Regions from separate parts of the Homo sapiens genome. Here region 1 is linked to region 2. Evidence: chromatin loops called from intact Hi-C (ENCODE). Cell type or tissue: ascending aorta. All regions are shown on one strand. Each heading gives the region's core, and the rest is flanking DNA. Links, peaks and the distances in the headings are about the cores only. Region 1 overlaps MYH10 (myosin heavy chain 10). Region 2 holds the start of LOC102724262 (a long non-coding RNA gene).

What was found. A loop is a pair of places that touch in the nucleus more often than their neighbours do. Peaks named below come from ENCODE experiments on the same cell type or tissue, not always from the same donor. Only the 100,000 strongest peaks of a DNase experiment are listed, where the experiment ranks them.
Region 1: it touches region 2 in a loop (2.4-fold over the local background); 1 of 110 quality-filtered maps calls a loop at or near these places.

Annotation. Positions count from the first base shown.
Region 1 is chr17:8,562,385-8,573,793 of GRCh38, forward strand. MYH10 (myosin heavy chain 10) reads right to left here. Exons shown (of 43, transcript NM_001256012.3): 7 at 7,336-7,428. Among named protein-coding and RNA genes, the nearest start is that of MYH10, 63 kb to the right of the region's middle. In ascending aorta, for the core only: no CTCF peak of the experiment used is centred there; no DNase peak of the experiment used is centred there; H3K27ac peaks cover 7,014 bases.
Region 2 is chr17:8,498,004-8,509,412 of GRCh38, forward strand. It overlaps MYH10 (myosin heavy chain 10), which reads right to left. Exons shown (of 43, transcript NM_001256012.3): 26 at 10,551-10,674; 27 at 8,315-8,486; 28 at 6,691-6,903; 29 at 2,823-2,967; 30 at 1,267-1,473. It overlaps LOC102724262 (a long non-coding RNA gene), which reads left to right and starts at 6,901. Exons shown (of 5, transcript XR_934210.3): 1 at 6,901-7,367; 2 at 8,188-9,136; 3 at 10,748-11,085. In ascending aorta, for the core only: no CTCF peak of the experiment used is centred there; DNase peaks (open chromatin) are centred at 4,308, 5,588 and 5,978; H3K27ac peaks cover 7,224 bases.

The DNA.
Region 1 (11,409 bases), core at 1,252-9,251, 64 kb after region 2:
AAGTTAAAAAAGCTTTCTCCTCACATCTATAATAAATACTTTCAGAATTAACATTTTTATTGAAACACACATCTAGACTAAATTGGAAAATACGAGTTTTACTTTTAAGTGGGAACGCTATCTTTAAACATTATGTGAAGAAATCTGTGCCGAAAATGCCCACTCCATAATTGATTTGCATAAAGGTCAGATTATGGTACTTAGAATATTCAATCGGAACTTCACCAGTAAAAACAAAAGCATGGAAAACCCCCAAAACGTGACAAGTACCTTGTGTATTAATTACAGCTACACATTTTGATAACGCTTATTGTATACCAATCCAGAAACAAGTGAAATTACACGTGTACTGTGAGAGCTCTCAACAGCAAAGACAACTAGAATTCTCTCATATATAATCAAATATAACTTGTTAAGGATTTCACTCAAAATGTGCAATAGGGAAACCCGGATATTTGATATTTTCATACCCTGAAGAAAATAAAATGAAAATTATCTTAATTAGTTTCAAAAATTTTGTTTGTTCTGAATTGACATCGATTTCTAGAATCTTTTCTGGGGTGATTATAATGTATCTATAGTAACTAAAACTAGATTAGTTATTAGTTAGCAACTTAATTTAGGGGCAATGCAGGTTTGTTTCATATTCTGAACATATTTTCCCCCTTCTTAATTTGGCATCTAAAGTTATTACATGATCTGCAGTATGCATTAAAACACATCAGCACAGATAGGGTGCTATGCATGTGTGTTAGCTATTTGCCCTAAATGAGAAAATCCATTCTAGGAGTAATGAGCTAGCACTTAATCCAAAGGCCAGATGGCCACCTTAAATGCTTTAGCTATCTTAATCTCCAAACCAAACCAGAAGCTTTGTTGTTAGTAAAATGAGTTTTCACATGCACTAAGTGGCCTCATTACTTAGTATAATGGATATTAGAAATCACTAGGGTAACATGAGTGGCATTAAGCCATGGACTGATTAGAAAGAGATATATATTAACTTCAAATAGAGCCTTAAAAAAAGATAAATACATAAATAAAAACAAAGAAAGATATATATAGACCCTCCCCAATCCGGGGTCAAGGGAACAAGTGTTGAGACTCCAGCAAGTCCAGGAGGCTGTATTGTTGGGGGTGCTCCTAGAGCTTGATACTAAATGGCTGTGTGCAGCCAGTGATCTGGAAGATGCTGGTTGCCTGGTGCAGACCATATTCTGTCACTGATACTGTCACATTTGCCTCAGTAAATCTTTCAGGTAAACGTTTGGTTAGAGAAATTAAACAGAGCTGGGCTGCATGCAACTTACAAAACTGTTTTCAGCAACTGCCTTTTGATAAATAGATATGAGGGTGCAGAATCCGGACGTGCTTTCATTATAACCTGGTCGCCAAACTGTAAGGAGGATGCCTAGAGCCCTTACCTAGCTTTAACTGCTGGAGGATACTTATCTACCAAGAGGTACATAATAGTTGGAAATTGCCAGCCTGGCTTAAGTCAACTTGGAAAAAAAAAAAAAAAAGAGAGAGAGAAAGAAAATAAAAGGAAAGAAAAGAAGGATTTGTGGAAATAGAGAAAGTGATTCTAACTAAAACTCTGTGAGGGAAGATGTACCTGCTGATCCAAACAATCATTTTGAAATTGAAGTCCCTGTTTTTAAAGTTTCATTATGAGAGATTCTTTTTACATAAATCTCCTCCATCTGGAACGCATTTTACTTCTCCATAAACAGAGAACTGGACTAACTGTGAACGATTATTTTCTTAAGGGTAATGCTCTCCTAAATAAAGAATCCCTTTAATATAAACCATATGCTAGTATCTTTGAAAGAAAAGATATTCTTCAGGAAATTAGTCGTCTATATCAGATCAAAGAAATGGAACCAAATGGATTCTAAAGCTTATGGAGTTTATAGCCTCAAATATTTTCACTGTAAGCATGTAGCTTATAAATATGACTGCATGAAATTTCACTGTATACACAACTCATTTTTTAACATCGTACTACTCTTGGTATGACATTGATCTCAACCCAAGGCCTGGCCTGCCCACGGAGCAACTGCCTCCCTCATGTTCTCTACCCTTGCTTCTAAAATGGGGGCATGCATATTCTCAGAGGATCTAGCATATGCACTACCTTCCCCGAGCTCAACAACATCATGACATGCCGTTGAAAACATATTAAAGTTAACACCAATATGAAGGTGTGCTCTACAGGGCTAGGGAACCTTAGTTTTGACCACTGGTATATTCCCAGGGCCTGGAAGAGTGTATGGCACTTTGTAGTGTCTGCCACATTTTCAGTAAATGAATTCCATAAAATCCATAAATATACCTGTGGGGCACTATGCTAGGAACCAAAGATACAAAGTCCCTACTGACAAAGATCTTAGACATTCTACTAGGAAAGATAATAAATACACAAAGTAATTAGTTACAGCTTGTGATAGGTGCCATGAGGGAAATAAACAGGATACTGTGATAGAGAATAATAGAAGAAATATCCTCAGATATGGTTTTAGACTAACTAGCTAGTTAGGAGAAGAAATGTGGACAGATCTGAAACACCTTCTAGATGTTTAACCAACAGGATTCACTGTTGGCCTGGACGTGGGCCATGAGAAAAAGGCTGATTCCTAGGTATTTTGTCTTTCTAGGTTTTGCTATTGCTTTTATTTTAAGTTTAACCAACTGGGTGATTTCATAATACCATCTATTGATGTAAGACATAAAGGAACAAATTTTGAAAGGAAAGGAAAAACTTTCATTTGGAATATGTTAAACTTCAAGAATCTATTGACATCCATTTGGAGATATCAATTAAGCTGCACAGTGGCTGGCAAATAATAGGTGCTTAATAATTAAAAGAACTAAATAACAAATCAAACATCAAAATTACACAGAATTGAATTTAAAAATGAGTCTACAACAGTTTCTTTCAAACCCCAAGAACCAACACCAATAGATAAATATTAAAGGGGAATTTTAACTGAACATTATTTAATCAATGGACCTAATTATTTTTAATGGAGCTACTGAGATCAACTACTTGTTTTAGTACTGTGTAGGTAACACCTTATGATAACAGTAGATAGCAATAAACTATTACTAAAAAAAATACGTATCAATAAAAGTTGACTTTCTAAGAATTAAAGCCCAAAGTAAACAATTTAAAGATATCTCTGTTTCTTGGTCGAATTGAAAGCTACGTCTAAGAACAATGCCCTAATAAAAAATCTTTTTTCTACTAAAAACAAATCAGCTTTTACTATATTAGAATGCACTTATTATATAGTAGTGCAGGCACTTTGGAAGGTGGCACTTCAGCTGAAATAGCATTTGTTGAACATTTGGATTCAATGGCTAATTCCTGCTTCTTTCCTGTGTGCTGCTTCCAGGTGGCTAGAAAACAATCTAATTCTTCCTACCAGCAGAATGTAAAATAGGTTTCTATCAGACTTGATTGTCAACCTTTGGAATAGGATGTATACATAACAAGCATTAAATAGACTCATGTATTACTTTGCAAATAAATTTCAGAAAATAATTACCTTAATTTAGACTATAATTTGAAGGAACGATCTAGAGCAGGGTTTCTCGATCTTAGCATAACTGGTATTTTGGGCTCAATAATTCTAAGCGGTGGGGACTGTGCCATGCATTGGATGGTATTTAGCAGCATCCTTGGCCTCTACCAACTAGATGCCAGTGGCACACCACTACCCAATCTCCCAGTTAAACAAAGAAAGATGTCTCCAGACACCGCCAACGTCCCTTGGGGAACCTCCAATTAAGAACCACTGACCTAGAGTCACTCCAGTTACAGGTTAAAACCCTACATACATCAATGATGGAAATCACTGTAAGGATTCATAGTAGCCATGATAGCCAAGACCACCTCAATGATCCCCACCTCTGGTATTCACAGTTCCCTCCCACACAGTATCAGGGTTGGTTTGTATAACCAATAGAAGACAATAGAAGAAGGCATGTGATTTCCAAGGCAGAGTGTGTAACTTCTGTCTTTCTCTTGGATCACTTGCTCTGGGAGAAGCTGGCTGCCATGTCATGGCAACATTCAAGGAGCCCTATGGAGAGGCTGCCTCCAAAGCCAGGAACTGAGGCCTCCAGCCAAGAGCCATGTAGGATAGGGACCTCCCACCAAGAGCTACCTGAGGAAGATTTGAAGGAGATCCTCCCACCTCAGTCAGGCCTTCAGATGACTACAGCTGTAGCCAACATCTCAGTGACGACCTCCTAAGAGACCCTGGGCCAGAGTCACCCAGCTAAGCTGCTACTGACTTTCTGACACACAGAAACCATGAGATAATCGATGCCTGAAGCCACCAGGTTTTAGGATCATTTGTTACGTAGCAACTGATAACTAATATAGAATTATATCTGTCCAAACACTAAAATAATGAGTTGAAACACACCCTGGCAGGGGGATAAATCCTTACACTTCGTAACAGAACCACTACATTCTTTACCCAAGGACACAAATGACGGCTTAGTAGCAATTTATCTTTTCCAGGAAAAAGCGGGGCCACTGAGCACCAAAACTGTCTCTCTTGAATTTAGGGTATGGTTTGAGGGCTGGGGGTGGGGGAAACAGAATAGATTAGTAACTTGATTTCTGTGGTAAGATAAACAATTTTCCACAAAGAAGTCCTTGAAGATCTTGATGGAGATTCACATACCAAAGCTGGCAGCTCACTGTTCCTTCTTTCCTGTGATATAGCCACTAAACACAGGGCATTTCAGTAGGAAAATTTCAGATTTAGTTGTGGCTCAGGCTCAATGGGGATGATCCAGGAGAGTGACGGAAAGTCTGAAGGAATGCAGTTTCCTCAGATCGTTTCTAAACCCACGAGTCAAGTCACAGGCATGCCTCCTACTGACACAGGCACATTTGTTAACCCACTTTGCACATAAAAAGCTAAATTAATTACTAAATGAACTTGGATTAAGTGAATCTTCAAATTTTATCTTCCTGGGAATAAACAATATTCCAAGAAAATACATCCCTATTTCTTACATAACTTGGAAAGCGTCTTGCACTGAAACTATCTCTGAAGGTGCTATGGGCTGAAATGCGTCCCTGCACAAATTCCTGTGTTGAAGTCCTAACCCCCAGGACCTCATGATGGAACTGTAATTAGGAAGAGGGTCTTTAAAGAAGTCATTACATTAAAAAAGGGTCATTAGGGTGCACCCTACTTCAATATAATTGGTGTCCTCATAAGAAGAGATTAGGACACAGACACACACAGAGGGAAGGCCACGTGAAGACATAGGGAGAATACAACCATCTATAAGCCAAAGAAAGAGTGCACAGTGAATCAGCAAGAGAACTAACATAACCAACTCCATTTTTGTTTAAGGGGCCTTTACCCATTCCTGCACATGGACAAGGATAATTTTAGAGCACTGAGATAATATGCAAAAACAGCAATCAGGTAGTTTTTAAAACTAACTCTGAGATTAAAGGAGAAGTGTGTGAACAACTATGTTTCGTTAAAGATTGATGAGAGCACTGTGACTTGACTAAGGACAAGGATATTCCCAACCTCCTTGGACCCTTGCCGGCGCCCAGATGTCTGTGGTCGTCAGTTACCTCTTCATCCCAACCCTCTCCCCTTCCCCCTGCCTTAACATAAAAACAGCCTAAAATGTGTTCTGACTTCAGAGGGTCCTCTGGGACGCTAGTCCACCATCATCTTCGTTTGCTGGCTCTCCAGATAAACCTGCTTTTCCTCCCACCAACTCTCGTCTCTCGTGGGTGGCTTTCAAGTGGCACGCAGCCGAACTTGGGTTCAGTTATGAGAGGCCTCAGAAGAAACCAATCCTGCCAACACCTTGCTTCAGACATCTAGCCTCCAGAATTGTGGAAAAGTACATTTCTATTGTTTATGCTGCTCCCAGTCTGTGGTACTTTTATATCGCAGCCCTAGTGAACTAATCCAGAGGGCTTTATGGTTGCCCTTGTGTTTGCTGGGTCCTCTGTGATCCTGAATCTGGTCGCTTCCACTAATCATAGCAACCACACCATCGGTAAATTAATGTGCAGACCATGATGTTATCTCAATTTTAAAAAGCGTGTCACGACGACACTAGATCCCCCAAATTATCCATCAATGAACTGCTAGAACTGAGGTCTCTTACTCTGGCGTTCTTGACTTTTACCAATACTTCAGAGCAGGGAGAAAAAAAAGGGAAGAATTAATTTGAACAACTTAAGTGGAAATAATTGAACAATGAAGTCCTTCTTCAATCTAACAGTGGAAGGGGTTTCTGAAACTTGATGACCATAATCCAGGGCAAAAGACTTACTGGAGGAATGTCCGTTGTGTTGAATATGGGTTTAGAGATGATTTGCTGTGACAGTGTTGAAGGTGAGCAGCTGGGGTGGAAAGGGGCAGTGTCTCTGACGTAACAGAGACCTGGCCATCACTTAGGATAACATTCTCAGGTGAACAGGTACAGCTAGTCAAACTGAGGAGGAAAGTAAAGCTTTCAAGTTGAATAGCTAAGGAGAATTTTTAGGCTGGGTGTGGTGGCTCATTCCTGTAATCCCAGTACTTTGGGAGGCTGAGGCTTCCAGCGATCCTCTTGCCTCAGCCTCCCAAAGTACTGGACAACATAGTGAGACCCTAGTCTCTAAAAAAAAAAAAGTTACTCTTTTAAATTAGCCTGGTGAAGTAACGTGAGCCTGTAGTCCCGGCTCCTTGGGAGACTGAGGAAGGAGGATGCCTTGAGACCAGGAGTTGGTGGCTGCAGTGAGCTATGACTGTGCCACTGCACTCCAGGCTGGGTGACAGAGCAAGACCCTGTCTCAAAAAAAAAAAAAAATTAAAGAGAAGTCATAGTAGTGACAAATTATTCCAAAGTCCAAATCCCACAGAAAATAGCAAGGTAGGAAAAGGTCAGTTTACCACATCTAATGCGTTGAATGTTTACTATGCATAGTGCCGGGCTAAGTGCTCAGCGTGCACACCATTTATTCTCTACTCCGATTCCACTGACAGGTGTTATTATCATGCCCAATCAAAGATAAATAAGCTCAGAGAGGTTAAATTACATATCCATAAAATAAGACAGAGTTATACATTTCTGTATGATAAAATGATGAAAGTTACTTACACATTACCTTTTTTCTTTTCAAATGTGACTACTAGAAAATTTAAAATTACATGTGAGCTTGTATTATGTCTACAGAACTACATCTATTAGCTTCTTAAAATCTAGGAAGAAAAGTAATTCATTTGCTTAATCACAGTAAACATTTAACTAGAAATCTAAGGAATTAAAAGCTTCTGGTGCTTTGAAACTTACAAAACGAGATGAGTTATCATTTTTCACAGTCTTCGCATTTCCAAATGATTCCAGAATTGGATTTGCTTGCAAAAGCTGCCGTTCAAGTTCCCCCTAAAAGACATTACACACACACAAATAAAAGCAGATGTACGTTAATCTAATGTCTTTACTCAAGTCATCAGGGGAAAAATTTCTAAAAAAGAAACTGCATCTTTTCCTCAGTTCTTTCATTCTGTCTGCCATCCAGCAACTTTTGTTGGCTTCTTAATCCTGGTTATGATAATGGACTCCACTAAAGGAAAAAATTAGCATCTATAAAGTGGTCACAAGGAGAAAAAAATGTCACGCTGAACAGAGAAGATCAACTTAAGCATGGGGCACGTAAATCAGGCAGAGAATTTTGAAAATAAAACAGACTGGCTTTCATGAAATGAAATTTAGCACGACACTTCAATTAAGAACATATTAATACTTGTTTATTTTAACTCTGCCTTATTTGAAAACTTTAAGGCAGTTAATTTAACAGTTACCACTGTATTGATGTAGCACTTTCCAGTTTTCCAAGGAGTTTCATATACTATCTCTATCATATAGACAGGGCAATGTCTTCACCTCCACTTTCAGAGGATGGTAAAGACGTTGATGCTGCTAACTTGCTCAGATTTAAAAGGCTAAGTAGAGAGGATTCGGTAAAATGTCTGCTTTAGTTGGTGTCTTTACTTATATGTAAATTAGGCTATAAAACAGATTTTACAAACAAAAGGTGGAAATATATTAATACGTACTTTAATCATGAAACACAATAGAAAGCTGTATGAGAAAGCATGATGCCATTTCTGGCCATGAAAAGCACCAGAAGTGATGCTGTGTTTCTGGAATGTAATTTCAGAATTATATTTTATGACTTAAATAAACCTGCTTTTTCCAAACATAAATCTTACCCCTATATTTTAAAATACCCACAGTATTTTAGACCTAAAGAAAAACTAAATAAAAGCTGCTAGGAAATGCGATACTCTAAGCAAAAAAGATGAATATAAAGAACCTCACATGAGGCTTTTAAATTAGTGGCATTTGGTATGTGATGCACTCCATCACCATCAAATTCAAAAAAAAGAACAAATATATGTCATCCGTACAGTTCTGTCACGCCGCCCTGGTGTGGACTGTCACTCAGCTGAAAGGGTGGGGAAGTGTTCCTCAGGCACATTACACAGGAAGGGGACCTGCTCTGCCTACATCCATTACAGCATGATCTGGACTATCCGCATGTTCATAGGTCTTAACTACAATCTACAACCGTGTTCAACTGAAGCCAGTCAGGAACCAGTCTTGTCAAGAACCTCAAGCTACGTGGATGTCATTACATGGCATCGGTTTATTTTCTTGGCATTAGACAGTTTCCTCCCTGTACAACAAATCTTCTGTTTTCCTCACTTCAAAACCCTTACCAGACTATTTTTCCTGTAAAGTTTTTGTTTTTTTTTTTTTGAGACGGAGACTCACTCTGTCGCCCAGGCTGGAGTGCAGTGGCGCGATCTCGGCTCACTGCAAACTCCGTCTCCTGGGTTCATGCCATTCTCCTGCCTCAGCCTCCCGAGTAGCTGGGACTACAGGCACCCGCCACCATGCCCGGCTAATTTTTTGTATTTTTAGTAGAGACGGGGTTTCACCATGTTAGCCAGGATGGTCTCGTGCTGTAAATTTTTCTAAACCATTACATGCTGCCAAACTGTCTTAAGCATGGTATCCTGAACAACTTTGATGACTGAGAGCCATTGTTAAAAATGCCAGTCAGGGGCCAGGCGCGGTGGCTTATGCCTGTAATCCCAAAACTTTGCGAGGCCAAGGCAGGCGGATCATGAAGTCAGGAGATCGAGACCATCCTGGCTAACACAGTGAAACCTGTCTCTACTAAAAATACAGAAAAATTAGCCGGGTGTGGTGGCGGGTGCCTGAGGCAGGAGAATCGCTTGAACCGAGGAGGCAGAGGTTGCAATGAGCAGAGATCGCACCACTGCACTCCAGCCTGGGAGAAAGAGCGAGAGACTCATCTCCAAAAAATAAAAAATAAAAATTAAAAATGTCAGTCATTATTCGGTGATAGACTGCCTTCCTCCACCCCCCCGGGGTCAGCAGTCAGTTCCATCAGCATTCCTATGACCAATATCTTGCAAAGCCCTTGGTATACTCACTTTGCATTAACTGTTTGGGTCTCTAAAAGCCTTTTTTTTTTTAAACCTAATTCAATCTATGTGATGAGAATGTGGAAACTTGGAAAAACACTGGCATTCTAGTAAGTGGGACATTACCTTAATACTAAATATCTACTGCTAGACTTTGGATTCCTTAAAATCACACACCATCCTACCAAATCATAAGAAAAAGACTTTGATAGTCCATCTTTAAAGAGTTTTCCTAACTTGGAGGTAAAACCAGTAATGCATATCTTACTTTAATATTACTTAGATATGGCTAAAAGGATTATTTGAGTCAAATTTTCTATTGGTTCTTTTCTTTTCCTCTCTGTGTGTGTGTGTGTGTGTGTGTGTGTGTGAGTGAGAGAGAGAGAGAGAGAGAGAGAGAGATCCACTGATTCTATTCTTCTTGTGTTGGCTTCAAGTAACCTGGTTGTATCCCCTGTGCCTAACTCGGTCAGTATCAGGTCAAAATGATGCTTGGCAAATGCTTTGCTGAATGAATGTATAATCAGAGGTTCCACGGGTGTCCAACTCTTTAAATGTGAGGACATTTTTTGCTTATCTGTGATGGTGGATATCATGAAAATTATGCACAAACCTTTTTTTCTTAAATAGCTCATCAGCTATCGTTAGTGTATTTTATGCATAGCTCAGGACAATTTTTCTTCTTCCAGTGTGGCCCAGGGAAGCCAAAAGGTTGGAACCCAGAATTCTAGAACTATTTGGGGAGGGGATGGTGGTGAGCCAAAGGCAGCAAGAAGATTTATGGGTCCTCAGAGTCACCATGGTAATGGTGGACTCAGGCACTCCTCCGTCCCTGTTGCTGGTCCCACTACATTGATAGTGTCATGGTATCACTCCTACTAATGGATTTGTGGACATTGGTGAGACTGAGTAACGATCTCAAAAACTCCCCAAATGAATCCCCAAAAACCTGGTACAAAGCCAATTATCATAACATATAGAAATTAACATGAGATAATTTCTGTGTTGAACAATTTCATAATTAGATAAATGGTGCTAACAGATCTCAACCAAATTATGAAGGCATTTGTAAACCATCAGGGGGCAGTGACTATTTACTTTTCCTCTAGAATTGGATGGGCAATGTCCCTTGTTTCTATTCTATAATGTTATTTTGGAATGTAGAAAACAAGCAGCCTTAGCTATTGAAATGATTTTTAAAGTTCTAAATATTTAGAGTTATATACTGCTTTCAAAGTTTACCAGTCATAGTGAAAATTACACTCCTGGGTTTATTACATAGTATATAATATACACTTGCTATATGATATAGCATGAGTTCGAAATGGTTAAAAATATATACCTCTTTCAAAAGTCCAGTTCAGCCCGCAAGGGGACTCAGGCTGAGATCCGGCTGTACCTTGCAGGCCTGGCAGGGCAGAGCTGCAGGAAGGTTAAAAGCAGGCAGCAGCAACCAACCACATGTTGAAAACCAGACTCTAATCTCAACTGGCAGGCTCTCTATCACCTTTCTGTCTTGGTTCAGCACAGTTTAAACCAGGTTGGAGAAAGATACAAAGTCATCCTGAAGATGACTGGAAACACAGGGAGACAAGTGGGCTGGCTTGAAGGTATCATTTGTAGGGGACGGTCAAGTTTAAGAACTTAATCGATTATTTTCAAATCTGCTCTGAAATTGCACTATGTTGAGGCTTTGTGAACTCTGTGCTAGACTTTGAGGGTCTCTAAGAGCAACCTCTCTTGAGGAAAGAGGGCACACAGAAGCTGTACTTGCAGTCGGCTGGTGGATACTAAGGGGATATAGCCAAATAAGACCTTTAATTTTGTTATAAAAAGTACACCAAAAGTTCATAGATAAATGTTTATTTCAAGTTAAGTATTGTCACTTTAATTTTGAAAACTGATT
Region 2 (11,409 bases), core at 1,616-9,615:
CAGAGTCTTGTTCTGTAGTCCAGGCTGGAGTGCAGTGGCGTGATCTCGGCTCACTGCAATCTCCACCTCCCTGGATTCAAGCGATTCTCCTGCCTCAGCCTCCTGAGTAGCTGGGATTACAGGTGTGCACCACCACACCTGGCCAATTTTTTTGTATTTTTTAGAAGAGACAGGGTTTCGCCATGTTGGCCAGGCTGGTCTCAAACTCCTGACCTCAGGTGATCCGCCCACCTCAGCCTCCCATAGTGCTGGGATTATAGGTGTGAGCTACCACGCCCGGCCCCATACTATACCATTTTTATTAGGGACTCCAGCATCAGAAGATTTTGGTATCTGCAGGAGGTCCTGGATGTAATCCCCCAGTGGATACTGAGGGCTGACTGTATATACTTTTGTACACACTTCTGCAATGAACATTCTTGAAGTTGACTCTGTGTGTACATCCTTAGTTAATTCCCTAGGATAAATGACTAGACATGGATTTTTCGGGTCTAAGGATACTCACAGTTTTAAGGCTCGTGATCTAAGACTGCCAAACTGTCCTTTAGAAGAGGTTGCACTAGGCTGTGCACAGTAGCTCAGGCCTGTAATCCCAGCACTTTGGGAGGCTGAGGGGGGCGGATCACGAGGTCAGGAGATTGAGACCATCCTGGCTAACGTGGTGAAACCCCGTCTCTACTAAAAAATTCAAAAAATTAGCCGGACATGGTGGCGGGTGCCTGTAGTCCCAGCTACTCGGGAGACTGAGGCAGGAGAATAGTGTGAACCCGGGAGACAGAGGGTGCAGTGAGCAGAGATTGCGCCACTGCACTCCAGCCTGGGCAACAGAGCGAGACTCTGTCTCAAACAAAAACAAAAACAAAAAAAAAGGTTGCACTAATTTATACCAGCAGTGTAAAAAATAAAACTCTCGTAAATCTTTGCCAATGTGAAGTATAATTTTTTTGGCCCATTGTTCCTATTCTCTTATTTACTGGACTAATGGAGAAGCTGAAGTGCTTAAAACTGTTAAGCAACTATAAACACAATTCAGAGTGGAACTGATCAAGTCCAATCATGCTGTGTTCTTCTTAAAATAAATATTATTTAACTTCATCAAAGTAATAGACACTAGGGACACCTAAGACTCGATGTATTTACTGGATAGCAATTTTCAGGTGTCGCACAGCACATTGGCCATGGGTCTCTTATTGCACAGAGGGATACAATGGTAAATTAGGGACATGCTACAGTGGGACGTGTGTAGAGCGGAGGTTTCTGGCTTACCTGCAGCTTACTTGCTTTCTCCGCCAGCTCCACCCTGAGCCTGTCGCCTTCAGAGACCTTGGCATGGAGCTCCTGGACCTGCGCGTCGAGCTTCTTCCTCTTGTGCTCAGACTCAGCCTTGACCTGCTGCAGGACCTTCACCTCACACGCCAGCTCCTTGTTATCTGTCTCCAGGCCCTGCTTGTTCTTCTCTAGATTTGCTTTGAACTAGGAGACGGAAGGGAAAACATAATTCACTAGTTATTTTCTAAAACTCCATACAGAGGACTGCTTTTTGAGTCTGCAGAATTGTGCCTAACACACAGTGAGTCTGTAGTCAACATCTGTTGAATGAATGAATGAAAATGTTTGCTGTTCTCTGAGTGTGAGGATTTCTACGTAAGGAACACACGCGTACACACTGCTCCGAGGAGCAGATGCAGATATTTAGGGGCTCACTGTGCTAAGTAATTAGCCTTGTCCATGCCAGGTGTGTCCTGTCTGCAGAGTCATCACTCACACTGTCCTCTGTATAAAAAAGTGTTGTTAGTGTAAAGAATTGTTTTACACTTACTAACATGAGCAGGCACCCTTGGTGCAGGGGTGGCCACAACAGGATGTATCTCCAATGACATCCTGCCTCAGGGACAAGATTGGGTGTAGTAAGGTGGTCACATGGGAATCTGGGCCAGACTGTCTGGCTTCAAGCTGCCTTTCCACGAACCAGCTGTGTGACCCTGGCTTAATTACCTAACACCACTGGACCTCAGTTTCCTTGTCTTTTAAATGGGAATTATAGGAGACTGTGCCACAGGGTTGTAGCAAAGATTAAGGAAGGCAACTCGTGTAGGGTACTTAGCACAGTACTTGACACAAACATAAATGTTCCGTAAATGCTAATATTGTCATTGTCTAAATTAAAAGGTGGCATGTGGCTAGGCAAAGAACAGAAAGATGGAGAAACTGGAGCAAGAACCAAGTCACAAAGGCAAGGATGATTATGGGAAGTCATGGAGGCCAGTCTGCACAGGAGGGTGGCGTGAGTCACAGGGCACATGAAATTAAGTTTCAGGAGAACGGAAAGCCTGTGTCTGAGATACAGAAGCGGGAACAATGAATGAAAGCCAACACTGTGTTTGGTGGCTGAGGTGAGATCACAGGCAGGGAAGGACAAGAAGGGAGAGATGAATGTCAGGAACCCCTGAAGGGGAACATCGGCAGGACGTGTGACTTACTGGCAGCAGACAAGTTAGGGAAGAATGACTTTCAAACCATTCGGGGTTTTGAGTGAAGCCACTGGGAGAAGGGTTTAGTGAGAAGAGACACTGGGGAGGACTGTGTGGTTTGAGATGGTGGCTGGATCCATGCACTTGCATCTGGCTTTTCTTCCTAAGGAGACAGTGTGTTTTCTGAAAGCCGCTCCTGTCTTGGCAACTGGGTACCCAGCAGCCCACTCAGTGACGTACAGAGGCTGGAGCCTAATCAATACATGACTGAACAGAACGGGCAGATAGGATGGGAGTGGCTCTGACGACAGACTTTCTCCAGGCCACAGCACACGGCAGGGCCTCCCTTACCCGCTTGGCCTGTTCCAGCTGCTCTGAGAGCTCCTCCAGGGCTGTTGCGTGTCTTTGTCTCATGTCCTGGATTTGAGCTTCATGGTTCTTAGTTTCCTCCTCAAGAGCTTTCTTCAGCTCTGCCACTTCTTGTTCACGTTTTGTACTAGAGAAGGACATTTTTTAAGAGAGATCAGAATTAGCTGACTGATTAAAAACACATTTTCTTTTTGAAAAAGTACTGTTTTTGTTTTAAATATTACATAAATTCCCTTAATAAATACTTGATGTGCTATTTCCAGTAGGCTGGCAGGTCTATTACTGTGATATCAGAAATCCTCCTAGAGAGCTGAGTAGTGGTTCATGCCTATAACCCCGGCAATTTGGGAGGCTAAGGTGGATCGCTTGAGCCTGGGAGGTTGAGGCTACAATGAGCTATGATTGCGCCACTGCACGCCAGCCTGGGCGAGTGAGACCCTATCTTTAAAAAAAAACCAAAAAAACAAACAACCAGTGCAACTTCCATGCCATGTCTGGCTTATCAAGACACAGGGTGACATCCCTAGGGGTCTTCAAATTGTTCTGGGTAGTCTGGTTTCACCGGAGGTCAGGAATTGGTTAACACAAGATGCCAAACTGCCTGCCATAGCCCCAACAGACTTGAATAAAACTGGAAAAAGGGAGTCTCCCAGAGATTTTCAAAAGTGAAGGGGTGACAAAGGCCAAATGAATCAGGACGTTGCAGTGTAACAAAGCAAGACTCTTAGCGTCCATGTGAAGAAGCCGCAATTAACTAACATCCTCCCAAAATTCTACCAGGAAATGGCTTAAGGTTGGGGAGGAGGGCATTATCTTTTGGAGGGGCAGGAAAATTAAAAGGCAGCTCAAAGGGTTCAGAAAGGGTCTCTGATGTTTGATATGAGAACACAGCAGGTCTATGGCCAGAGAATTGGAATGTTCTGACATAAACTGTGGTTTTATCTAACCTGCACTTTACGGTATGAAGATCACATTAGCATTAAATATCTTTCCATGGCTTTCTAATATTTTTAAAATTGGCTGTAACAAATACAGGGTAACTTGAATAACCAGAGTTATTCACTGTCTAAAAGAGATCTTACTTCTCATGGCGAGTCCCTCTAAATTTGTTAATCTGAGCACCGTGTTTAAGCACGAGCTTGATGAAGACTGAAGCCAGTCAGGTAAACAGCACTCCTGCTAAGACCTATATTAGCACTGTTGAATTAGCTACAACCTCACACTAATCCTGAAGCACACTGCTAGCAAACTTGCTCTATACTTTATAACATGTCACAACTTAGAACAGTGATTTACACACTGATTCCCGTGTGGACACATCATCCCTCTCTTCACCTCTCTTTTCCTCTCTTCTCATGGAGTCACGAGATCTGCAGGGGCTGGCTGAGAGATCCCTGTGCCAAGAGAACAGGGCCTGGTGGCTGCCAGCTCCATGGTCGCATGTAGCCCAGCCAGAAGGAATCACTAAGGATTCTTTGTGGTCCAGCCTAGCTCAGCCCCAAGTTCCACTGGCTCAGCCAGAGGTCAAAGACGTGCTGGTCTGGTCCTGTCCTCTGCAAGGCTCCCATCGAGATTGTTTCAGCTCACTACAGGGAAATCTCTCCTACTAGCAGCACGTTGTCTTTTGGGAAAATAGTTGTGTGTGTGTGTGTGTGTGTGTGTTCCTCATCCCTACTTAAATCCAGTGGTCAAAGGAAACCTTCATCTTCTCTTCTCCAGGCTGAACAACCCCATTTCTTTCAGTTTTTCATCAAAAGTCCTTAAGAGAGTGAAAATGCCAGTGAGTCTGCAGAAGACTCACTGTTACTTTATACTAATCATGGGAAGAACCAGGGCCCAGGTGGGGTGGTTTGTGTTCTCTAAGGGTCCTTAGCAAGAATGGAGGACATGTCTGAGCTGCAGGCAAAACGGAATCAGTGAGTGCTACAGCTGAGCACAGGCATGGTTTTAATAAATATGCGCATTTAGTTTTTTGCAAGGGTTGGATGGAAAAATGATCAGAACCTTATTTTCTATTGCAGTCAAAAGCCCAGCTGGGAGTGGAGAGTTCAGCCAAGTCTAGTTCAGTGGTTTCTAGATTTTAAAAAAGCAGATATGTCAAAGAGAAGCCCAGGACTTAAACTACTAAAAGCAGTTACTCTGCTGAAGTGGGGTAAGGGCTGGGCGCGGTGGCTCACGCCTGTAATCCCAGCACTTTGGGAGGCCAAGGCGGGCGGATCACCTGAGGTCGGGAGTTTGCGACCAGCCTGACTAACATGGAGAAACCCCATCTCTACCAAAAAATACAAAATTAGCCGGGCGTGGTGGCACATGCCTGTAATCCCAGCTACTCGGGAGGCTGAGGCAGGAAAATCGTTTGAACCCGGGAGGCGGAGGTTGCAGTGAGCCGAGATCGCACCATCGTGCTCCGGCCTGGGCAACAAGAGCGAAACTCCGTCTCAAAAAAATATAAAATAAAAAATAAAATAAAATAAAAAAGTGGGGTAGGAAGCCTCGAACCATGCCTGGCTCAGATGGGGTTTTTCCTCTCTCTGGGTAAAAGCTGAAGACAAAAACCAACCAACCTCTGTCCGGCTGCCATAGCTGTACATATTCATGGCTAGGATCATGGCAAACATTCCAAGGCTCACCCCTCTGTTCTCCAGCACGGAGAGCCTCCCCACACCCACCATCTGACCTCAGTCTCACTGCTCTATCGAGCCGGCCTGCCCTGTGGACACCATGATGTCATTCTTTCCACGACCAAGTGCCCAGGTTTCCAGCTGCTGGGTGGACCCAGCTGATGACATCCTTGTCCTCTGGGGAAACGCACTGGTTTTCACCACAACCTGTTTCCCTCCTGGTTGCTCTGGGTCATTTTCTGCCTCTCTGGCCACACTTGCATTCATAAACAATTCCCTCTCTCCTTCTTGCTTTATTCCAGGCCTCAGCAACTCCCCAGGGTGATGGGCTATCCTTTCCATCATTCATACCCTGGAAGAGCCAGCAGGTGTGCCTGCAGCCAGCCAAGGCACGAGGGTTCCCTTCTGGCTAGGACTCCTGGGGTGGCCCTGAGGCACTTGGCAGTGTGAGTCTGGGAGGGAGCAGATGGCCTCTGCCAGGACAGCAAGCTGGCACACCCCCCATGCTGCTCTCCACAGTGATGACACCTATGAGTCCGTGGGAGCCGCAGGCCAGCACCTCCAGGCCTGCGTACCGGCTCACTGCTAAGGCTCTCCTGCGACTCGTGGGCTGCCACACTGCAGCTTTCTACCCAGGAGCCTTCTCTGGCCATGTTCACCTATGCTCGTCACTTTTTTCATGCCCGCCCTGGCTGCTGGCTCATGATGCTGCATATGCCTCTGCCCACTGCACACTCTGTCCCAGTGCGTGCACCAGCCTTCTTCTCACCCTTGTGAAGGCACCCTTCCCTTTTCAGCTGGTTACCTACACCGTTCACACCACCTAGCACTGCCAGCATGTGTGCCTGGCCTCCTGGGTATCTCCTCCTATTCCTGTGTTTACCCTTCTCCCTCTGGTCCTATCTATCTAAATCTCTTTTCACTGCCCCCTGCTCTGTGTAGTTGTCACTCTCTCCCCCTAGATATCCATCACTGACCACAGCTTTTCCGATCACATCCATCTCCCTCTGTGTCCCTCAGTCTGCTGGTTTACCCACCCACCCCTGCACAGGTATTTCTACCCATAGGCTGGTCTGTTTCTAACCATTACCATTTAATCACCGTTCCACCTGCCATCACAAGGAAAAGCACACCACCTCCCAAAGATAGCAAGCACACCAGGCATTTCTGCACGGGCTCGGTGGAGAGGTCGGCAGGCGCCCGGGCCCTGCTTCCTCTCCCACACTCACCGTAGTTCCTGCTGGGCTGCCGTGGTGTCCAGCGTGTCCTCCAGCTCTGTTTTCAGAGCTTCCAGTTCCTCACTCAAGTCCCTTTTCTGCTTTTCGGCCTTGTTCCGTGAAGCCTTCTCGGATTCAAAGTCTTCCTGAAGTTCAGCAATTTGGGCTTGTAGCTCTCGCACAACTTTAAGGGCATTGTTCTTATGGAGTGTTTCATCATCACCTCTGTTAAAACACCCAGGCGCAAGAGGCACTCAGAGATGGCACCCGGATGGCCTGTTTCTCAGGCGAGCCCCAGCCCCTGAGCACCTCTCCACGAGACCCCAGCCCCACATCCCTCCTCCTGGGGCCTGAGGCTGGTGCAGATGCTCAGCACCTGCTAGGGCAGGAGGAGGTTCTCAGGTAGAGGCCTTGCTGAAGGCCCCAAAGCTAATGGTGGCAGAGCCAGAACTAGATTCCAGCCCCAGCCCCCTTTCCAAACGACCATGCTTCTCCATTAAAAGGTAGGACACTCTTACTTTAGCCCTTAGAATATGAAAACATTTTCTCTGAAGTCAAAGGCTGTTATAGTTAAAAATCTGCTTCTAACTATGAAGGAGTGACCTCCTCATCACACCGGAACCCAGCCAAACCAGGGATGCTCAAAGAACACAGTAGAAGAAAGAGGCTCTCATCCTCATACCCTCCAGGTGCCTCTCTTCCATAGGGCATCTTTTTGTTTATGTCTGTGGTTTAAAATGTTGGAAGATTTTTCTGATTGGGAATAGTTGGGATGTTTGAGGTAAGGGAGATTTTTCTTGAAAGATTTTGATTGTAACACATTATAAACTCCAAGTATTACAACCATGTAGCCAAATAGTTATTCTTTATAAAGAAATGAAACATTAGACATATATTTATTACATCTGATTTGCATTCTAAACTGAATGGTTTAGAACTGATTATTGAATCATGCTCTCAGTGGAGAAATATAATTTTTGAAAAGTGATTTCCCTTCAAGTTCTAAAACATACTACAGGCTGGGTGAGGTGGCTCACGCCTGTAATCCCAGCACTTTGGGAGGCCAAGTCAGGTGGATCACTTGGGGTCAGGAGTTTGGGACCAGCCTGACCAACATGGTGGAACCCCATCTCTACTAAAAATACAAAAATTAGCCAGTGTGGTGGTGCACACGTGTAATCCCAGCTAGTCGGGAGGCTGAGGCACGAGAATTGCTTGAACCCAGGAAGTGGAGTTTGCAGTGAGCTGAGATTGCACCACTGCACTCCAGCCTGGGTGACAGAGTGAGACTCCATTCAAAAAAAAAAAATAAATAAAACATACTACAGTTAATCTGTAATGTACAGAGACCAAAACATTTGTTATAGTGAAATAATTTGTTCTGGTGTGAATTTCCAAGGGTTTCATAATATAATTTGTCATTTTAAAGTATAAATATTGAGATGGTTTATGAGACTTTCTTGCTGTCCTGACACAAATTCTGTACGCCTGGGCTTTTCACTTTCTCAGGTCACACCAAACAGCAAGCAAACCCCATCTCACTCTCCCAGGGTTTTTGAATGCTCCCGAACATAACAAAGTCTGCTGAAACTCAGCCCCATGGGCTCCCGTGCAGCGCAGCTGCTGGGCTGCAGACCTGGCCAGTGCGCCCTGCAGCTCCTCCTCCTTCTTGGCCAGCTGCAGCTTGAGCTCATCAATCTGCGCCTGCAGCTCTGCGATCTGGTCCTGCAGGTCGGTCGTCTCCCCGTCGAGTTTTCTTTTGGCCTTTTCCAGTTCCTGACGAGTCTTTTCTTCCTTCTTTAAGCGTTCTTTAAGGTAAGACATAAGAAGCTCTTCAACACACCGAGTGACTCACCACAGGAATAAACTAAAATACAGACTGATCCAAGTTGAAAATAAGCCATTTTATTCAAAAGCATGTCACTGCCCTGATGACATGGTCATGCGCTGATGTCAACTGCTCAGTCATTTCAAACCCACCGAGATCTGGAGGGGAGATAAATTAGTGTGGGGAGGGAATTTTAAGGAAGAAGTTGAGTGTCCTAAGAATGTCCTTTCATGGGAGGTGAGACCACACTGTGAGAGCCGAAGGGAGCTGGAATCCTCTCATGTCAAACACATCACTGTACCCAGGTTTGCAAAGTGGCTCAGCAGGTGCTGGGGCAGCAATCGTAGCTGCCTGTCACCCCATTCCCTTTTCCATGGGAACCCCTGTTCTGAACCAAGAAAACTGCCATCCTCGAGTACTGGGAGAGAGGAGACAGAAGAGTGGGCAGAGAGGGCCAGGCCTTTTCTCCACCCTCCCCTCTAAAATTCTGCAGTGATCTCTCAGTTAGCCCTAGTGATCTATTTCACTGAATGATTTATTTCCTCACAACAACCTGTATGCCTTTGTGTTCTCCACCAGGAACCAATTTGCTGAGAGGATGAGACCGAGTGTCACAGGCTGATCAAACAGGTGAGTAAAAAAGCACATGTGCTTATGGGTACTTCCTCAGCAGAAGAACCATATACTAGTACAAATGGTTTATGAAAGTAATTTCATACTGACATGCCCTCTTTTGTTTATACTAAAACAAACAAACAAATAAAACCCCAAATATTTTTTAAAAGCCAACCCCATCGTCTTCCTATCATAAACGCACACATTAACCAAGAGTGGGCACCTGCCTGCAGGCGCCTGCACAGAGCTCCCTCCCCCTGGTGATGGTACCAGTCTCTAGCTGCTCTTTCCAACTTCCATCCTCTTTTCTTATTGCTTTTGCAGAAGCTGTAATGTCCTAGGATTTCCTGATATTACACTGTGGCTTGGCCCTCAGTAGTGTCTTCTCTGTATCTGCCAGCTTTTATGTCACTGGCCAGTCCCTTTGTGAGGTACTTTGTGGGCACTTTAATACAGCTTTAGATTAAACACAATGGTCTGTAGGACCCAAACAATATAACCCCAACCATGCCCACCAAAGAACAGTATCTTTTACCACAGTACCAAAGTTAAAAAAGGAAAACCAGGCCTGGCGCCATGGCTCACGCCTGTAATCCCAGCACTCTGGGAGGCCAAGGTGGGTGGATCACCTAAGGTCAGGAGTTTGAGACCAGCCTGACCAACATGGTGAAACCCCATCTCTACTAAAAATACAAAATTAGCCAGGTGTGGTTGGTGCATGCCTGTAATCCCCGCTACTTGGGAGGCTGAGGCAAGAGAATTGCTTGAACGCGGGAGATGGAGGTTGCAGTGAGCCAAGATTGCGCCACTGCACTCCAGCCTGGGCAACAAGAGTGAAACTCCATCTTAAAAAAAAAGAAAAAGAAAAAGGAAAACCATTTTATCATCATTTCAAGGCAACACAAAATAATCTTAAGAGCCCTTTTTATTATGTTTTAAATACAGGGTCTCGCTGTGTTACCCAGGCTGTAGTGCGGTTGCATGATCATAGCTCACTACAGTGAGCTCCTGGGCACAAGCAATTCTGCTGCCTCTGTCACCCCACGATCACAGCTCACTCTGGTGAGCTCCTGGGCGCAAGCAATCCTTCTGCCTCAGCTTCCAAGTAGCTGGGACTATAGATGTGCACCACTACGCCAGGCTAATTTGTAAATTTTTTGTAGAGATGGAGTCTCACTATGCTGCCCAGGCTGGTCTTAAACTCCTGGCCTCATGAGATCCTCCTGCCTCAGCCTCCCAAAGTGCTAGGATTACAGGCCTGAGACACCGTGCCCAGCCAAGGGACCTATTTTAATAAGTCAACCCAAACTGAAGGTCCTTATTATTAGTAATCATCATGTATATTTTTTATTTTTGCATGTTCTGATTACAGTAAAAGCTAAACACTCACATGTCCTAGTCCCTGATTTCTCTAGCCCCAAATACTAACCTTCTAAATCTGAGATCATCACTTCTTGCTTATTCCTGATTTTGGCCAAGTTTTTCGCCTTTTCTTCCTCTTCAGCCAGCTGAGAGGAACACTCAGCAATGCGATCTTCCATGAGTTTCTTTTCCTGGACAGGAAAAATTGACTGCTTCAGAAAAGCCATTCAGAATGACCACTTGGGTTCTGTATTCCTCATAAAGGTCAACTTTGACTCGAGAGAAAATAAGTTCTATCGGCACTGCCTCCCCCAGCAGACTGTACACAATCACATGCTGCAGAACGATGTTTTGGACAATGATGAACCGGATACACGACAGTGGTCTCCTAAGATGATCATGGAGCTGAAAACTTCATCGAGAGCTGTCATAACACCACAGTGCAATTACTCTATTTTTAAAATAAATGTACTGCAGCCTCAGTGTGCCATGTTGATAAAGTCTGCAGTCATGTACAGCAATGTCCTAGGCCTTCACATTCACTCAGCGCTCACTCACTGACTCACCCAGAGCAGCTTCCAGTCCTGCAAGCTCCGTTCATGGTGAGTGCCCAATAGAGGTGTGCCATTTTAAATCTTTTCTATCATTTTTACCGTACCTTTTCTATCATATTTTTACTGGACTTTTGTGTGGATATGTTTAGATACACAAGTACTTATTAGCACTGTGTTCCAACTGCCTACAGTATTCAGGACAGTAACATGCTGTACAAGTGTGTGGCCTAGATGCAATCAGCCCAGCGTCTGGTCTAGGTGTATAGCAGGCTCTACCATCTAGTTTGTGTCCATACACTCTATGATGTTTGTACGAGGATAAAATAACTTCACAATGCATTTCCCAGAATGTGTCCTCATCGTTAAACAACA